2 separate regions of the Mus musculus genome follow, and region 2 is linked to region 1. Evidence: chromatin loops called from intact Hi-C (ENCODE). Cell type or tissue: left cerebral cortex. All regions are shown on one strand.

The links. Hi-C counts contacts between places; a loop is a spot of excess contacts. Peaks named below come from ENCODE experiments on the same cell type or tissue, not always from the same donor. Only the 100,000 strongest peaks of a DNase experiment are listed, where the experiment ranks them.
Region 2: a loop joins it to region 1, with 2.6 times the contacts of the local background. A loop is called at or near these places in 3 of 42 quality-filtered maps.

Annotation. Positions count from the first base shown.
Region 1 is chr11:77,096,828-77,104,827 of GRCm38, reverse strand. It overlaps Efcab5 (EF-hand calcium binding domain 5), which reads left to right. Exons shown (of 18, transcript NM_176965.3): 15 at 477-730; 16 at 1,315-1,598; 17 at 1,938-2,034. Among named protein-coding and RNA genes, the nearest start is that of Nsrp1, 22 kb to the right of the region's middle. In left cerebral cortex, a CTCF peak has its summit at 4,512 (motif pointing left); DNase peaks (open chromatin) are centred at 1,400 and 4,497.
Region 2 is chr11:77,482,765-77,490,764 of GRCm38, reverse strand. Ankrd13b (ankyrin repeat domain 13b) reads left to right here and starts at 723. Exons shown (of 15, transcript NM_001373882.1): 1 at 723-1,326. The coding sequence starts at 1,213. In left cerebral cortex, a CTCF peak has its summit at 3,721; DNase peaks (open chromatin) are centred at 3,024, 3,720, 4,917, 6,648 and 4 more places; H3K4me3 peaks cover 4,423 bases; H3K27ac peaks cover 4,203 bases.

The sequences.
Region 1 (8,000 bases):
CTAGGCTGGGCAGACAGGATGCTGCTTCCTCAGTCCCTCACGGGCTTCTCCAAGGAGCACTTCCTCATAAGTGACTCGCATGAGTACCCTTGCTCCAGGCTCTGCTTTAAAAAAAAAAAAAACAAAAAAACAAAAAAAAAAAACCAAAAAACAAAAAACACCTTTCAGATAAGTGTAACTCGGCCATGTTAGACAGCAAGGCAGAGCCTCATGGTACAGGGCAACCTGGGACTACTACCTTTAGTGAGCTCGTCAGGGAAGGCGCTCTGCTGAAGGGCTGCTCAACCAGCTCCGTACCCACCTGAGGTGAGCCAAAGTACAGTCATGTGAACTTGGTGCGTTCCGGGGAGATGAGAGAACCATGACAGGTGATGGGGCAAGAGGAGCGGAAGAGGGTAATTCAGGATATCTGGATTTGGAATGCCGTGAGAAGGCCGGTCTGTAAGAGACCTATGCTTATTTGGTTTTGGTTTCAGGGACTTCCTCTTTAAATGCACAGACACTTCAGAAGTTATTTTGGCTTCTTCCGGTGGAGAAACCCACATTGCCATTCCACTTCGCCAGAGAACCAAAGAGGCTATGGGCATCCTCGATGTTAACATTGGCCGGAGCAGGATGCTGCTGTACCAAGAGTATAAAGATCTACAGAAAATGGTGAAGATGATCCAAAACGTCTCCTATGAAATACTGGGCGAATTCTCTGGCGAAATCGAGAAAACTATGGTTATAGGTATTGTGAATATGGTATCAGGGTATATTTTCCAACTAATCATTTCAGAATGTCGATCTTTCCATGTGCGGAGAATCCCCTTGTGCAGTCTTAGCCATGTGAATGTCTGTTCTGTGACCCAGCAAAGGACAAGGACTCATGTCATCATCTTAGTTTAGCCTTCCAGTAAGAGGCAAGATGGCCCATCTGCTGGGAAACACATGAGGGCAATGGATAGCCCATTTCACAAATGTGCAAAGTGAGATTTAGTAAGCAGCAGATGGTAAAAAGCTGAGCTTTGCACCTGTTTTTTCCTCCACAATTTGACACCATTTTTTATATATAATGGAGGAAGCCTTCAGCCTAAGCCTTAACTATAAAACTCAAATTTGGGTTTGTTTGTTTGTTTGTTTTTTCCGGTTTTATCCCTAAATAGTACATCAGATATAATTCTATTTTGCTATTTCTTTTTTCATGATCAGAGAAACTAAAGTTGCTTAAAATCACGGGACATGGTTTTCTTTTGCCTGAGAAAAATGGTTTATTATAACATGCTCCAAATGCTGTGCGTGTTATGTTCATAATTAGAATATGTGTAATTCCAGAGATGGAATCGGCAGGAGAGGTGAAGCGGGCTGGGATCCTTTTCTTCCGAACCATGCTGCAGGAGCTGCAGGAATGCCTCTGCCTCCTCGATTCCATGGACTTTGTGTCGCTGCTTCTCTATGAGCACAAATATCATGTCGACTCCATCCTTCAGGACATCACTCTCCAGGAGGTGGAAGCCAATGTGGCCCTGGTGCACGACGTCCTGAAAGGAGTTATTCTGTTCTCTCAGCGGGAGAAAGACTCTTTAAGCGACTTGGAAGAGTGGGAAAAATGGAAGTTTGTGAGTTTGGGGGTGATTTCTAGCGGGCAAATTTTAACAGTGGAGCTCGCAGGTGTGCGGATGCAAGAATCTGCGGCTAGCAAGGAGCATCCTCGGAACCCACACCCGAGCTCTCAAGTGTGCATGCGCATCAACATCTTAAAAGCCCATCTTTTATCCTTTCTCATGACCCCTTCAGACCCCAAACCATATGCCCCAAAGCTGTCCGTGATCCCGACATCTGACCCCAGAGATATGACTGTTGAGGATTTACCTGTCTGGGGCTGTGTATGCTGGTGAGCCGGGCACCACATTTCTACTGAGTGATCACAGAGCTTTTCTTTTGTTCGTTGTTCGCAGCATATTAACAAGTACTTAGTGGAGGAGATTTGTGTGCTTGATCCGACTGCTAGCAACGTGGAGGTTAATGTAGAGCTCGTTACAAGCTATATCCAAGGTAAGGGACTGCCTGGTAATTTAAATATATACTAGAAGCAAAAGTCTGTGAGAGATTTTAGTTATAGAAAAAACAAACAAAAAATAAGCAAACAACAACAACAAAACCAAGATGGTTCTTGAATTGCGTTTACATCAAAGTAAAAATGTTCTTGAGTTTCTAAAAGAAAAGATACAATCTACAATTTGCTCTATTCCCCGAAGTGTCCGTGCCACACATAAGAATTCACAGGTGTGCCTGCTCGTACTCACTCAAAGCTTTTCAATAGCTCTCACTACTAAGGAAGCTGAGTCAGGAGGATCTCTTCAGTCCAGAAGTTCAGGGCCAGCCAGGGTGACATTGCAAGACCTTCATCTCAAAGCAAACAGAAGGAGCTTCAGTAAGAACTGAGCAGTGAACAAAAAGTCTTCTATTTTTGGCTCCAATAAAGACCTGTTAAAGGATCATTAGTGTGTAAAGGCTGGGAGTGTGGCCCCTTCAGAGGAGAGTTGGCAAGAGTGCAGAGCCAGGAGGTTCTCGGGTTGGAGGTAACATGGAACTTGCCAGAGAATCGGCCACACCTAAAAGCAAATACACACACAACAGGCAAAGTCCTGCTCTGCCGTGGAGTCCTCCACCGGACGCCTCAGGCCAGGCGTGCAGGTGAACTCAGTAAAAGCTGCTTGCTCCACTTTGCAGCTGAGGAAACACTCATCTCTGACCTGGTGTGAAAGACCAGGATCTAAAGGACCTGCAAGCCCAAGGCCAGCGCTGCACGTGAGACTCGGTCTCCAAAAGAAAACAAACAAAAACATTATCATCAAGCCGAGCGTGGTGGTGCACACCTTTGATCCCAGCACTCGGGAGGCAGAGGCAGGCGGATTTCTAAATTCGAGGCCAGCCTGGTCTACAGAGTGAGTTCCAGGACAGCCAGGGCTATACAGAGAAACCCTGTCTCGAAAAACAAAACAAAAAACAAAAAAAAAACATTATTATCATCAATAGTGAAGTGGCTCTGTTAGTTCTCTCCGAAGGAAGAATTGGAGATTGGGGTAGGGCTGGGGAGACCAAGCCTGGAGCTAAGCACCCTGAGGACAGATGCAGGTTTCTTCCGGCTCTCTCTCTTCTCTCTCTCTTCTCTCTCTCTCTCTCTCTCTCTCTCTCTCTCTCTCTCTCTCTCTCTCTCTCCCTCTCCTCCACCAAGTAGGAGGCTTTCTGGGCTTCTGTGATACATATATTAGGTTGCGAAGCTCAGAACTGAGAGACCCCAGGGACAAGGAAAAGATAAAAGCAATGGCAGGGATGGGAGCCTCGCCCCTCAGGCTGTAGACATGGGTGGCAGAGCACTGAGCTTGTGGTGTGGTGATGCCATCAGGATGTTGCTAGGACAGTGAGGCACTCCCAGAAGCCTAAGAGTGCCTGGGGCTCCCAGAGAATTAGTGTGCACCATGAGTAATGTGAATCCGGTTTGAAACTTCTATTTGGAATTCTATATGAGCAACAGTTCATGTCTCTGAGCTCAGTCATGGTAGCCTACATTCACAGGCACCACACAGATCTGACTTCTAAGGATCGATCGTTGAAGGGAACAAGTAACATCGGCAATCAGCAATAAAAACAACTGGATAGTGTTTACTGTTTGCTCTGTGTGTGTGTGTGTGTGTGTGTGTGTGTGTGTGTGTGTTACTGAATACTTGCTCGGTAAGCACTCTACCACCAAGCTAGACCTCCTATGCTCTGTTTACTTTTTATTTTGAAAGAGTCTCACTCAATTGCTTAGGCAGGCCTTGAACTTGTGATCCTCCTGCCTTGGGCTCTAAGTGGCTAGGGTTACAGACCTGTATCATTAAGACCTGCCCAGTGTATACTCTCATATACTTTATATTTGAGGACTTTGGAGTTCAGAGAAGCCTGTATCTGTCCCCCAGGATGCCTAGCTTCAACCTCAGTCTCCCTGGCCCTACCCCCACCTTTAGTCTCTGGTTCCTCCTTTGGGGGAGAACTAACATCTATAATGAACTCCAGCAGACCAGTTTGTCTAATTGGTATTCTCCCTGTGACCTTGTTCCTCTTTGACCCCGCCAACTTGCCAGCCCCTCCACCTAGAGCTTAATGCCAGGATTCCTTGTGTTCCTGAGTGATGTTCCCCTTCTTGGACAAGGACATAGGCACCCACCGATCTTCAATCCAGTCCCTCTGACATAAGGAATAAGCATAAGGGACAGGCCTTGCCATTCTACACCCTGCAGGTGTGTGTCCTTAATAAGCCCATCCCCCAATCTGGGGAGCTGCTAAAGGCTCCTGTGGCAGGACACAATGCCTCAAAGGAATCTCTTTAGACTCTGCCTCAAATTTGCCTGTTAGAGCCACCTGCTCTGCTCAGAACACATGCAAATTTCCACCACTCGCCCAGTCTTTGAACTCTAGCCTTTCCTTCAGCATCCTTGACCACGGAAATACTGCGTTTTGCTTTCCGATAGTGCCCTCGTGTGGCAGAAATCAGAACTGCAAGTTATAGACCGGGACGCAGCCAGAAACCAACAATTGGCAGGTTTCCCTTTTGAAACTAACAACCTTTTAGTGTTATCAGTCTCTGTAGCAACCAACAAAGCTATTAGGTCACCGGGATATATCAGTCCCCTCTCATTTAGATAAAATTCTATCAGGAAATTCTAAGTTCCATTCTTGAGAAAAGAGAAAGCATTCTTTGGGTGCATCTTTCTGTTTGTGTCAGGAGAGGACCCTTGTGGCAGGGGCAATCTATTATACAAAGTTTGTGTGGCCTTCCTGCAGCTTTGAAAAAAAAATCGCCAGGCGTGGTGGCGCACGCCTTTAATCTCAGCACTCAGGAGGCAGAGGCAGGCGGATTTCTGAGTTCGAGGCTAGCCTGGTCTACAAGGTGAGTTCCAGGACGGCCAGGGCTATACAGAGAAACCCTGTCTCGAAACAAAACAAAACAAACAAACAAACAACCCCCCCCCAAAAAAAAAAACAGGCTATGTTAAAAAAAAAAATCTCTTATTCAGGAAGCATGAGATGGTACCGGCAATATCTGCAGGTTCTCTCCGAGATTGGACATGCCGGGAAGAGCATAGGATCTGGAGTGTGGTTGATAGACACCCCACCCGGGAAAACTGAGTGTCCCTTTCCCAGCAGGAACCATCTCCAAATAGCTTCTTGGTTAGGGATGGAACTTTGTGTCCGCTTCCCCTTCTCTGTGCTGGGATTTTGTCTAGCTTGAACGTGTCACAGTCTCTGTGAGTTCGTACGTGTAGCAACCTTGTCGGGTCTAGAAGACGTTGTTCCTTGGCTTCATCCCCCACCTCTGGCTCTTACAGTCAGTCTGTCTGTCTGTCTCCTCTTCCACACAGACCTTAAGCCTTGAGGGGAGGAGTTCGATAACAGTGTCCCATTCAGGACTGACAGCTCCAAAGTCTCTCACTGGTCGTCCTTACCCAATAGCAGTTACCTTTCTCCTGGCTTTTCCTTAAGTGCTGGGTCTAGGACCGAGGGTCCCACACTTAGCTGAGCAAGCCCTTGACCTCTGTGCCCTCCTCCAGTAGTGGTTGTCTGAGGAAGAGGATTTTATGTCTGAAAACGTTTTCACTTCATCACTCGTACTTGATTTGAACTTTGCCGGGGAAAATCCTTTTGAAGACATTTAGGAGTTTTGGGGACTCAGGAGGTTCTGTTTGACTTCCTCTCTCTCTGTCACCAGATTGGGGGAAACTCTTTAACCAGAGACACATTGATCCATTCATTGTCTGTTTTTTGTTTTGTGTGTGTGTGTGTGTGTGTGTGTGTGTGTGTGTTTTAAATGAGATACCTCATTTTAAAAAAACATGAGCTTCCAAACTTGGGACATAGGTCGTTTTGTTAGGGTCCATGCCACACATATGCATGGCTGAGGGATCAACGCCCGATCCCACAGAAAAGGAGGCATGGAGGCCCCAGCCTGCAACGCCAGCACTTGGGAGGTAGAGGCTGAGAGGCCTTACGCTCACTTAAGAGCTTGAGAGGCTTAAGAGGCCACCCTTGAGTCCATAACAAGTTCAAGCCAGCCTGTCTCGAAGGAAAGCAAGAGACGCATAGATCACGTCACATACACTCGTGCGTTCTGAACTACTCCGTTTGGATAGTACACCAATCATTAACACTATCTAATTTTATGACATTTTCAAAAGTAAGCTGTAGCCCATTAGTGCTGGCTCCCTCTTCTCGCACTCTGTTCCCGAGCAACCGTGTATCTGCTTTCTGTCTGTCTGTTTGGATTTGCCTGTCCTGACTTTTGGTACAAATGGTATTATGCAATCGGTGGTGTCTTGTTTGCTCATCCTAGTGTTTGCAGGGTTCGTCTACATTTTGGTGAATGGTAGTTGTTTATTCCTGAGTTATCTATACGTGGATATGCTATAGCTCACTTATCCACGTATTGGATCATGGGCCCCTGGGATCTTCGTTTTTTTTACTGTTGGGATTGTGTTACCAGGACTGTTTTGTTTACAGTTGTTTTGTTGGATGGTGGTGATTTTGTTTTGTTTTGTTTTCTTTTGTTTTGTTTAAGAAGATGAGTATTCTGTTCTCTTGGGCTCAGACCTTAGGGGTGAAGTGGTTAGATCAATGGCAGCTCTTCTGTGTAACTTTTGTGTCTCTATGGCCTTTTGACTTGCAAGGCTGCTATTGAGATGTGGGAAGCCTTCCTTGTTTTCTGAGTTTGCACATGTTACTTGTGTTTTGCTTCTCCTTTATCCCCAGAGCTGTGAGATTTTGTGGTGAGAAGCCTTGGTGTGGCTGTTTCCACCCATTGGTCTGGGTTCTTGCTGGGTCTCTTCAGTTGTGAAATCTAGGTCCTCACCTCCTGGATACCTACATACATAGCATCAAGGGTGCTATTACAGCTGTGCAAGTTGTGCGCTGCACAAAGCCCCCCCCCCCACCCACACACACACCTGAGTGGGCAAATGTCCGCTCACTCTCTAACCCGATTCCACTGACTGAGCGCTGTGCCTGCCTTGACTTGATGCTACGTCTGCTTGGAAGGGGGCATCTTTTTCTTCACAAACCTCTTCTCTGCTCAGCCAGCTGGAGGGTAGTTCATGTATCCAGCACAGGTGACCTGGAGGCTGATGGTGACCCTCCTCTCCCTTCCTTCTGTTCCTTCTTTCTAACACTTTATTCAGACATTGGGTCTCCTAGACTCAATCTTCAAAGTGCTATTTTTAGTGGGTAGAGTACAGCTTAAGTCGTAGAGCTGGCGTGCACAAAGCCCTAGGCTTGATTCCCCATGTCTGCAAATAGGTAAACAAGCGTCCTGGTTTCTCTCCCATCCCCTGCCCTCCTTTGTGCTGCTTTTACTTTTCCTATTTATTTATTTATTTATTTATTTCTCTGTTTTTTAAGTTCTTACCTGCTAAGCTGTGGATTGGGGCGGTGTGAGCGAGAGCCCCTGCACCTCTGTTCACATTTCACCTCGGGTCTCCCAGGGCACTGATGATTGCAGTCTTGCAGTGTTCTCCTCCCTCTCTTTCTCCTTTGGTGTTTGAATCCCTGCATCTCCACGTGATGATTTGCTGGTTTGAAGAGTGAAGTGACTTCCTGTGTGCACGCTTCTCTAAGTTCTTTATCTTGGACCGTTGGCTTCTGGTGGGACTGGATTCTTCCCTTACTGTCTGGACAGGAAACAGCCTCTCTTCCCAACTCCTAGGGCCTGAGGGGGAGTCTGCGGGCCTCCATATTTAGAACATCTCCCAAGGGTCCTGCCATGTTCACTGGGGAACTGCACTCTTAGTCCCCACTCCCAAGATGTTACCCTGAGATGAAATGAGAGGAAATCACCCAGCGCTGCAGGGGCAGGGGCATTACTAGGTCTCTCACTCTTTCCTAAATGCATCTGGACACCTCTCTGAATCCAGTGAGGCTGCTGGGCTAGGCAAGTGTAAGCCTCCTCCATTGCTGGCTTATCCTCTCTTCTCCTGTTAGCATTGCCG
Region 2 (8,000 bases), 390 kb before region 1:
CCGCCACAGAGGCCAATTTGACTTTGACCACACTCTCTGCAAGGGCTCCTTGTGGAAGCGCTTGTCTCTCTGCTCTTTCAGGAAGCAGGCAATCTGGACTCAGTCATTTTCCTTAGGCAGGGACCCACATGGGATGGAGGTGGGGAAATGCCACCTGCTGCTGTCTTTGCTCAACCTCATCCTGGTTCTTGCTGAGCCATGTAGGGGAAAGACTGTCTTCTTCGCCTCATTAGACATTCTCTTTTCCAACGTGATGTGTGGAAGCTGGGGTTTAATTTTCTGAGAGAGCAAAGATTTGAGAAATATTTCGATTCTCAGACCCCTGGCTGCTTCAGTGACCCTTGGTACTGATGCCCTGCATCTCTCTTAGGGTCACTCTTTAGTCACTATGAATCTAGATGCCTCTTTACCCTCCCTGGGACCCAAGCTCACTTCTGCAGGCCATAGACCCCCGACCCAACGCTTCAGGTCAGCCCTAAAAGCCTCCCCCATTTCCTTGCAAAAGGCAAAATGCCAAAGGGTGGAGGCGCCCCCAACCCACTTGGCATCCAAGTAAGGCCTCCGCTTCGGCCGGGTTTGACTCTCTGTCCACCCTTCCAGGAAATCAGTTCCAGACCATCTCTGGTCATCCGAAACGCACGGTTCTACCAGGCGGACTACAAGCCCCATGATGCTGCGGGGCCAAGCTGTAACTAACCCAGCACGGCGCACCCGGGTCCCCTCCTCTCTTCCCCGCATTCGCTTGTCCCTCACCGTCCGCTCGGGCTGAGGGCCGGGCTATGCGGCTTAGGGGAGCCGGAGGGTGCGGGCGCGCGTCCCTGCGGCGGCGGCGGCGGCGGCGACCCCGGGGCCGGCGCCCCGAGCGCCCCCGCTCCAGCTGCGGGTCCCTGCTCCCTCCGCCGAGAGGCGTCTTTGTGTGCGGGGGTGTGGGAGGGGAGGCGCGAGGCCGCGTGCCGCCGAGTGCCCGCTCCCTCCCAGGGCGGGTGGGGGCTGCTCCGCGCCTCCCGCCGCCGCCTCCCGAGGACGCCCGCCGCCCGCACCACGCCGGGCGCGCCGCCCCCGCCCGCCGCCGCCGCCGCCGCTCGCACATGCCCGAGCCGCAGCCCCGCGAGCAGACAGCTCCGGCCGTCCGCCCCGCGGCCCCGGGCCCGGGCTCCCGCGCCGTCCCTCCCCGCGGGCCGGGCGCCGCGGCCCCGGCATGAGGAGCGGGCGATGATCCCCGCCAACGCCTCCGCCAGGAAGGGGCCCGAGGGCAAGTACCCGCTGCACTACCTCGTGTGGCACAACCGCCACCGGGAGCTGGAGAAGGAGGTCCGCGCCGGCCAGGTAGGAGCGCCGTCGGGGACCATGGCCCCGCACGCCCGCGCGGCGTGGGGAGGGGGCGCGGCGCCGCCTGTCCCGCCTCCCCGGCTAGTTTGCAGCGCTTCTTTGTTTGCAGCTGCGGCTTTTGTGCTCGTTGACCTGAAGTGGGTGATGGCAGCAGCCCCCGCCTGCTTCTCTGGTTCCAGGACCGGTGGCCCACACGTGTTCCGGGCTCTCCGAGACTGGTGTGGAAGGACCCTGTGTTCTTCTCCGTTGGGGCTTGAAGGGATTCTAGGGAGGGGTTGTCGGTTCTGTCTGGGCTCCATGTGGTGGGAGAGTCCACCCCACTCGATCTAGACGCGACATGACATCCCGCGTGAATGTGCAGGGACGGGAAAGGCCTGCGTGGGGAGGGGGCCCACATAAGATCGGGGAACAAGCTGTGTTGCACCCTCGGGCATTCCAGCCCCACCCAGTGCCCTCTCACTTCCTGGTGAACCAGGTCTCTGTTTGTTTAGAGTGGACAGAGCCTATGGGTGCTTCAGATGCCAGCCCTGGCTTCGGAGCCAGGAGTGAGAAAGACCCTATTGGGATGCTCCGGAGGGCCTTGTCCAGGTGCTGAAAGGCGCTCTCCTGCCTCTTGGTGCTAGGGCCTACCTTCTCACCGTGGAGGAAGCCAGGGGGCCATAGGAAGGACTTGAGGTCCTGCACAGAACAGGGGTTCCCTGCTTTCTGCCAATCAGAGAAACCTGTGGGTCAGACAGCTTTGGGTTGGGCAGCGACTTCAAAGAAGCCGGGGAGCTAGAAGTGGCAGTGCATGCCTGTAGTCTCAGCACCGGGGAGGCAGAGGCAGGAGGATTGCCACAAGTGTAAGGTCAGAGGGTGGACTTCATGTTGCAGAGCAGCCAGGGCTACATAGTGAGACCCTGTATTTGAAAACCCAGGAAGCCTGGGGGATGATTTCTCGGTCATTCTTCAGGACAAAGGTGGGTGCAAAGTCACTAATAGTCCTCAATTGTGCCTTGCCACCCCAGCTGACAACTGGCAAAGCAGTGACGGTGCCAACATTACCCTCCACCCCCTCAGGCGAAGCAGTGGGCAGAGCTGGACCCAGGCTACCCTGGGTTGCTTAAAGATTCAAATTTGCAGGCTTGATTAGGGTCTGAAGCTTAGGGATTTTAGGTCCACTACAATCATGGTAGCTCAGTGTGAAGACCTGTGTAATTCCCAAGGGAAGGGGCCAAGGCTGGACATCAGACTGTGAAGCAGAGAGGGTTGGACCGTCTGACATTCACTCCCAGCCTCCAGACCGGTACAGCACTTGACTCTGCATTTCATCCCGTTTAATAATAACATAACCTGGGCCTGCAAGCCTCCGGGCCAGCCTAGGGGTTCACTTCCTTTCTGCCTTTGCTTCCACCAGGTCACCCCAAGTTAGTTTATCTGTCATAAAGGCTTTGTAAAGACAGGAGGTCAGAGAGCTGGGAAAAGCAAATACAAGGTACCAAGGCCTGCCCTGGAGGAGATTTGGTTCTGGGATTACAGTGTGAGGAAGACAGGACGTAAAGATCCAATCCTGTTTTCTCTGGCTGCTCTTCATTTTCCTTGCCTGAGGAAGTCCCTAAAGATCTAGAGATTGTTAGGAGGCTAGAAACTGAATCCTCAGACTGTCTCAGCTCTACTCCCTTACAAAGGGTGTGGGTGGTCCTTTTCCTAAAACTAGAGAGGAGTGGCTTTATCATCAAGACCTCTGCTGACAGACCTCAAGTCAGCCATCTTGCTGGTGAGGTTGGACCGGGGAGCTGCTGAGGTCATGGTAGTCAGGGCTGTTTAGACGTTCCTCTCAGGCTCTGGCTTCCATAGTAGCTAGGTACCATGCTCACCTTACTCTGGCCCTGGTGAGTTAATATCACATTGAAATGGACACCAGCCTTGCCTGTTCTTGATCCAGGCCATGAGAATATAGGGCACCAGTTACATTAACTCTTGTTCATCCACGGGGATTCCAGGCAAGGTATTCTCCTTTCCTCTAGAACACCAGGAAGCACCATGTCAGTCAGCCTGGATGGGAGAGTCCAGAACACCAGGAAGCACCATGTCAGTCAGCCTGGATGGGAGAGCCCTGGCTGCACCCTAACCCTGGGCTGACCGAGAGTGACATTTGTATTCAAATGTGCACTTTCTCATTTTGGGGGCATTACGATGTCCTCTCAGGGGACAAACCTGGGGGTGAGTGACCTGAGGCCATTATTAGAACACTCCTGCAGACTCTTAGCATCCAGATGGTGTATGGGGGTCCCTGACCTCAAGAGCTTCTGGCACAAGCCGCCGTAGAAACCCGCCAGGCTTTTCCTCAAGCACTTGGCAGCTGGGTCTCCTTGGTCCTTGCTTGGCATAGCTGCTTTTGCTTTGCTCCAACAAAGGCCTGCAGAGGCCTCCCGTGGGCAGGCCTGGCAATGCTGGCTGGCTGGCTGAGTAGGGCTGAACAGAGAGCTTTCAGAGTGGCTCAGCTCCTGGGGGCTCTTCTGGGAGTGGTGAGCAGTTAAGAGGTGCTGGGCCTGGAAAGAACCTAGCCAGAGCCTGGCACCCTGCCAGGCAGGAGAGCTGGTGGTTGGAAGCCGTTTATGTCACTTCTCCTTAGCCTGGCATGGCCCAGGTTCTGGAGTCATGAGTTCCCTCATGGTGAGGGGGTAGGGATGGCCCCAGGAGTAGGATTGTTCTCCTCATAGCAAGGATTCTGAAGGGGGTCCTACTATGGCCTTGGGAATCATTGGGTTTTGTTTGTTTTTTTCTGGGGTTGCCTCTGTCATGGCCCTTTGTCTGGCTTTCTCCATACATCTTTCCCACTTAGAGCTCAGTGAGATGGGGTTGTGGGGCCCTGCTAAAAGTACCAGTTATGGGGGCAGGGGAGATGGCTCAGTGGCTAAGAGCACTGGCTGCTTTTCCAGAGGACCTGGGTTCAATTCCCAGCACCTATATGGCAGCTCACTAGTGCCTGTAACTTAAGTTCCAGGGGATCTAACACCCTCACACAGACAAACATGCAGGCAAAACACCAATGCACACAACACGAATAGAAAGAAGTACCAATTATGATGGGAACCTCGGAGGAGACACCTAGTACCTGCCCTCTGTACAGTAGGTAGTGCTGGGTGTGGGCTAACACCACAGTTAGTAAGCTAGGAAGGTCAGCAGCGAGAGCCACAAACCTCAAAACCATCCATTCATGCAAATCAGTGAGATCTGGGATGGAAGAAAGGAAGGGTCCCAGAGGGATGGAAGGGTGGACAGTCAGCCCCCTCCCCACCCCTCTTCCCCGTGACCACAGTACTCCTGTACCCCATGCACTCTGAGAAGACACCTTCAACCCTCATCACCCTTGAGTCAGCTCAGACATGCCCGTCCCTATGCCCCATGTTAGGTGGCAGCTCTCAGAAGCAATGACAAAACCAGACTCCATCCATTTTTCCTAGGATTGGGGAGGAGAGGTGGGTGGGCAGCAGGGGAGAGAGAGGAGGCCCAGTGGCCAAGGCTCTTGGAGCTCCCGCCCTTCTCAGTGCTCAGACTTACTGTATATTTGGCAAGTGTTTTTAAGGCTTTACTTGACAAACGGTTTCTGTCCATGCTGAAAGAGTTTGAAAAACACCCCGCTAGTGCGTGTGGGTGTTTAGACTGAGTGTGCCCTTACCAAGCACACGTTACACAAGTGAACTCCTAGAGGGCTAGAGAGCAGCTAGACACACCTGTGCCTGTGCTGTCAAGGGTGCACAGGTTCAGGGGTGTAGGTAGGACGAGCATGCTTTCTTCTGGAACCTGTGCGTACCAGTGTACGTGTGCACGGGGGTGCTGCTTGTGGGTGGGGGCAGGGAAGCTTCTGCCCAGGGAGCCCCAGCCGTTAAATCTAAAGACTTCTGCTATGATTCTCTCTGAGCCTGCTGGGTCCAGGAGGCTCTACTCTCTCTGTGGGGAGGGCGGGTGTTGGGTTTCATGGAAACCTTTTCATTGCAGCAATTAAACAAACAGCTGTGAGCTTTTGCAGAAGAAATTAATGAATTCTCCCACCTGGGTCCAGGGCAAAGTGCCACTTGTGCTGTAGGCCTTGCTCTGGATAGGAGGGGAGAGCGGCTTTAGGGTCTGGGTAGATGCATGGGGGTCCAGATGAGCCCTGGAATCAGTGTTGCCTGACGGCAGATGCTGGGAACAGTCTGAGAAGTTGGATAGGGAAAGGCGTCCACCTTGCAGGTCTAGTCTGCAGAGCTGAGAGCTGAGGCCCACAGGGGCCCTGGGACCAGGCGGGGTGCCTGCTTGTTCCCTGTGGCCTTGTTAGCTACCTTAGCAAGAGCATCGAGGGAAGGGTGGGGGATGCCCAGTAGCTCACCCGCAACCCAGGGAGAAGTACTTGTTGGATTGTTTGAAAAAGTTATTCGCCTCTTTGAAAAAAAAATTATTACTAGTTGGAGAGATAGCTCAGTGCTTAAGAGTACTTGCTGCTCTTGCAGAAGACCTGGGTTCAGTTACCCCCCCCCCCCAAAAAAAACAAACAAACCAAAAACCCTACATGGTAACTCACAAACATCTATGAGCAGTTCCAGGGACCCAGTACCTTTTTCTGGCCGTCTTCACAGGCACGAAGAATACACACAGTGCCCAGACATACATGTAGGAAAAACATCTCCAGACAAGTAAAAAAGTAAAAAACAAAGAAAAAGATAATTTTAGCTGGGCAGCGGTGGTGTGAGTTCGAGGCCAGCCTCATCTACAGAGCAAGTTCTAGGATAGCCAGGGCTACATAGAGAAACCTAGTCTCAGAAACAAAAAAACAAAAAAGAGAAAATGTTATTACACTCATCTATATGTGTGTGTGTGCACACATGCATAAGCGCATGCCACAGCAGAGATGTCAAGCTCTGAGCCCGTTTGTGTTTTGGAACCGAGTTTTAAGGTATGTTTATGCCTGTGCGAGTGCACCACTGCCAGCACACCTGGCCTTGAAATGGACTTTTAAAAAAAGATTTATTTTTATTTGTGTGTGTCTGCGATTCTGGGATGCCAGAAGACACATCAGGTCTTGGAGCTGGACTTACAGGCATTCGTGAGCTACCTGACGTGGATGTTGGTCCTCACGATGGGACATCAACGCCATGAACCACTGGACGGTCTGCCTCTCATGCACCCAGATGTCTTATTTTTGAGAAGTGAATTCATTTCCATGGTTTAAAATACTTAGTTGTTTATAGGAGGTTTTCTTTTTAAGTTAAAAATATTTATTTTATTTTAAAATTGTGTGTCTGCATGTGGGTATGTGCCTTGAGTGCAGGTGTCTGAGGAGGCCGGAGCAAGGCAGGAGCTCCTCTGGGGCTGCTCAGTCTGGGCGTGGCCTCCAGAGCAGTGCTTTCAGCACCCACTCTCTCTCCCCAGCTCTTGGGTTTCTACTGAGACAGCTTCCTGTCTTCAACTACTCACCGCGTGTACTCACTGGGCTCAACTCTGTAATTACAAATACTTCCGGAAGTATACCTCTTGGTTTATCACTCATGCTTTTTTATATTATTATTACTCTCTCCTGACCCTCGATGTAGTCATCTGTGCATTTCTTTAACAAATGTGCATTAGCCACTGGTTACATGCCAGATGCTGTCCAGGGCCTGGGAAGACATTGATGAGCAAAATAGGCAGGATCCAGCCTTGCAGCGTGCAGAGCCTGGGCGAGGGACACTGAGAGCAAACAAGCCTGGGGTGCTGCAGAGATTGAGACAGGATAAGGGACAGCGGAGAGATAAGCAGCGACTGTCACCTCAGGTTGGTTGTCAGGGCAGACTAAGCTAAGGATGTGACATTTGGTGGCAACCAGATGTGAGAAAGAAAGGTTCTATAGGCACTCGGTTTGTTTGTGTTGCTGTGACAGAATTCTTGATGGCTTAGGGCTGTGGCCCTGTGGTACAGCACTTGCCTAGCAGACAGCAAGACATACCCTGGCTTTGATCCCCCACACCACCAAAACAAAACAAGAACCCTTTAGCATAACTGAAGACTTCACAAGGAAAAGGGGTTGTTGTAGGTCACAGGATCCATAACTCTGGGAACTGGGAAGGTCAAAGGGGAGAGGGGAGAGTTCAAGGAGCACAGAGGTAGCATCTGGCCCAGCCAGGCTGTGCCACAGTGCAGTAAAGAAATCAGGGCACACAGAAGGAACCCCGGGGTGGGATGGGGCAGAGAGCCAGGAAGCTCAACTCATGTGATAGTGACCAATTCTTGTGGGAGCTGATTCAGTCCCCTGAGACCCGACCTGCTCTTGTGAGCCTGTTCTTCCCAGGGTGGTGCCCATGCCTGAATCACCACCCTGTGGGCCACAGCTCTCAGAGACCCGCTGCCTTTTTATCCTGATGTATGAGGAGGGACTGGGCTTCCAGCACATAAATCTTTGGGGGACAAATCATAATATTGGGGTATCCAAGGGATCATTTCTAAGATGACAAAGCAGTCTTGTAATAGGAGTGGTTGTGGGAGGGTGGAAGGGTGGAGGGTGGGCGAGGTAAATGAGTTTCACAAGTCCAGGGCTAGGGTTCTGCACTAACACACAAAAACCCACTGGAGAGCTTTGTGCTAAGGTGTGTCAAGTCCTGAGCAAATTTCATTTCATTCATTTTATTTATCTTATGTCTAGGAGTGTTTTGCCTGCCTGTACGTATGTGTATCAC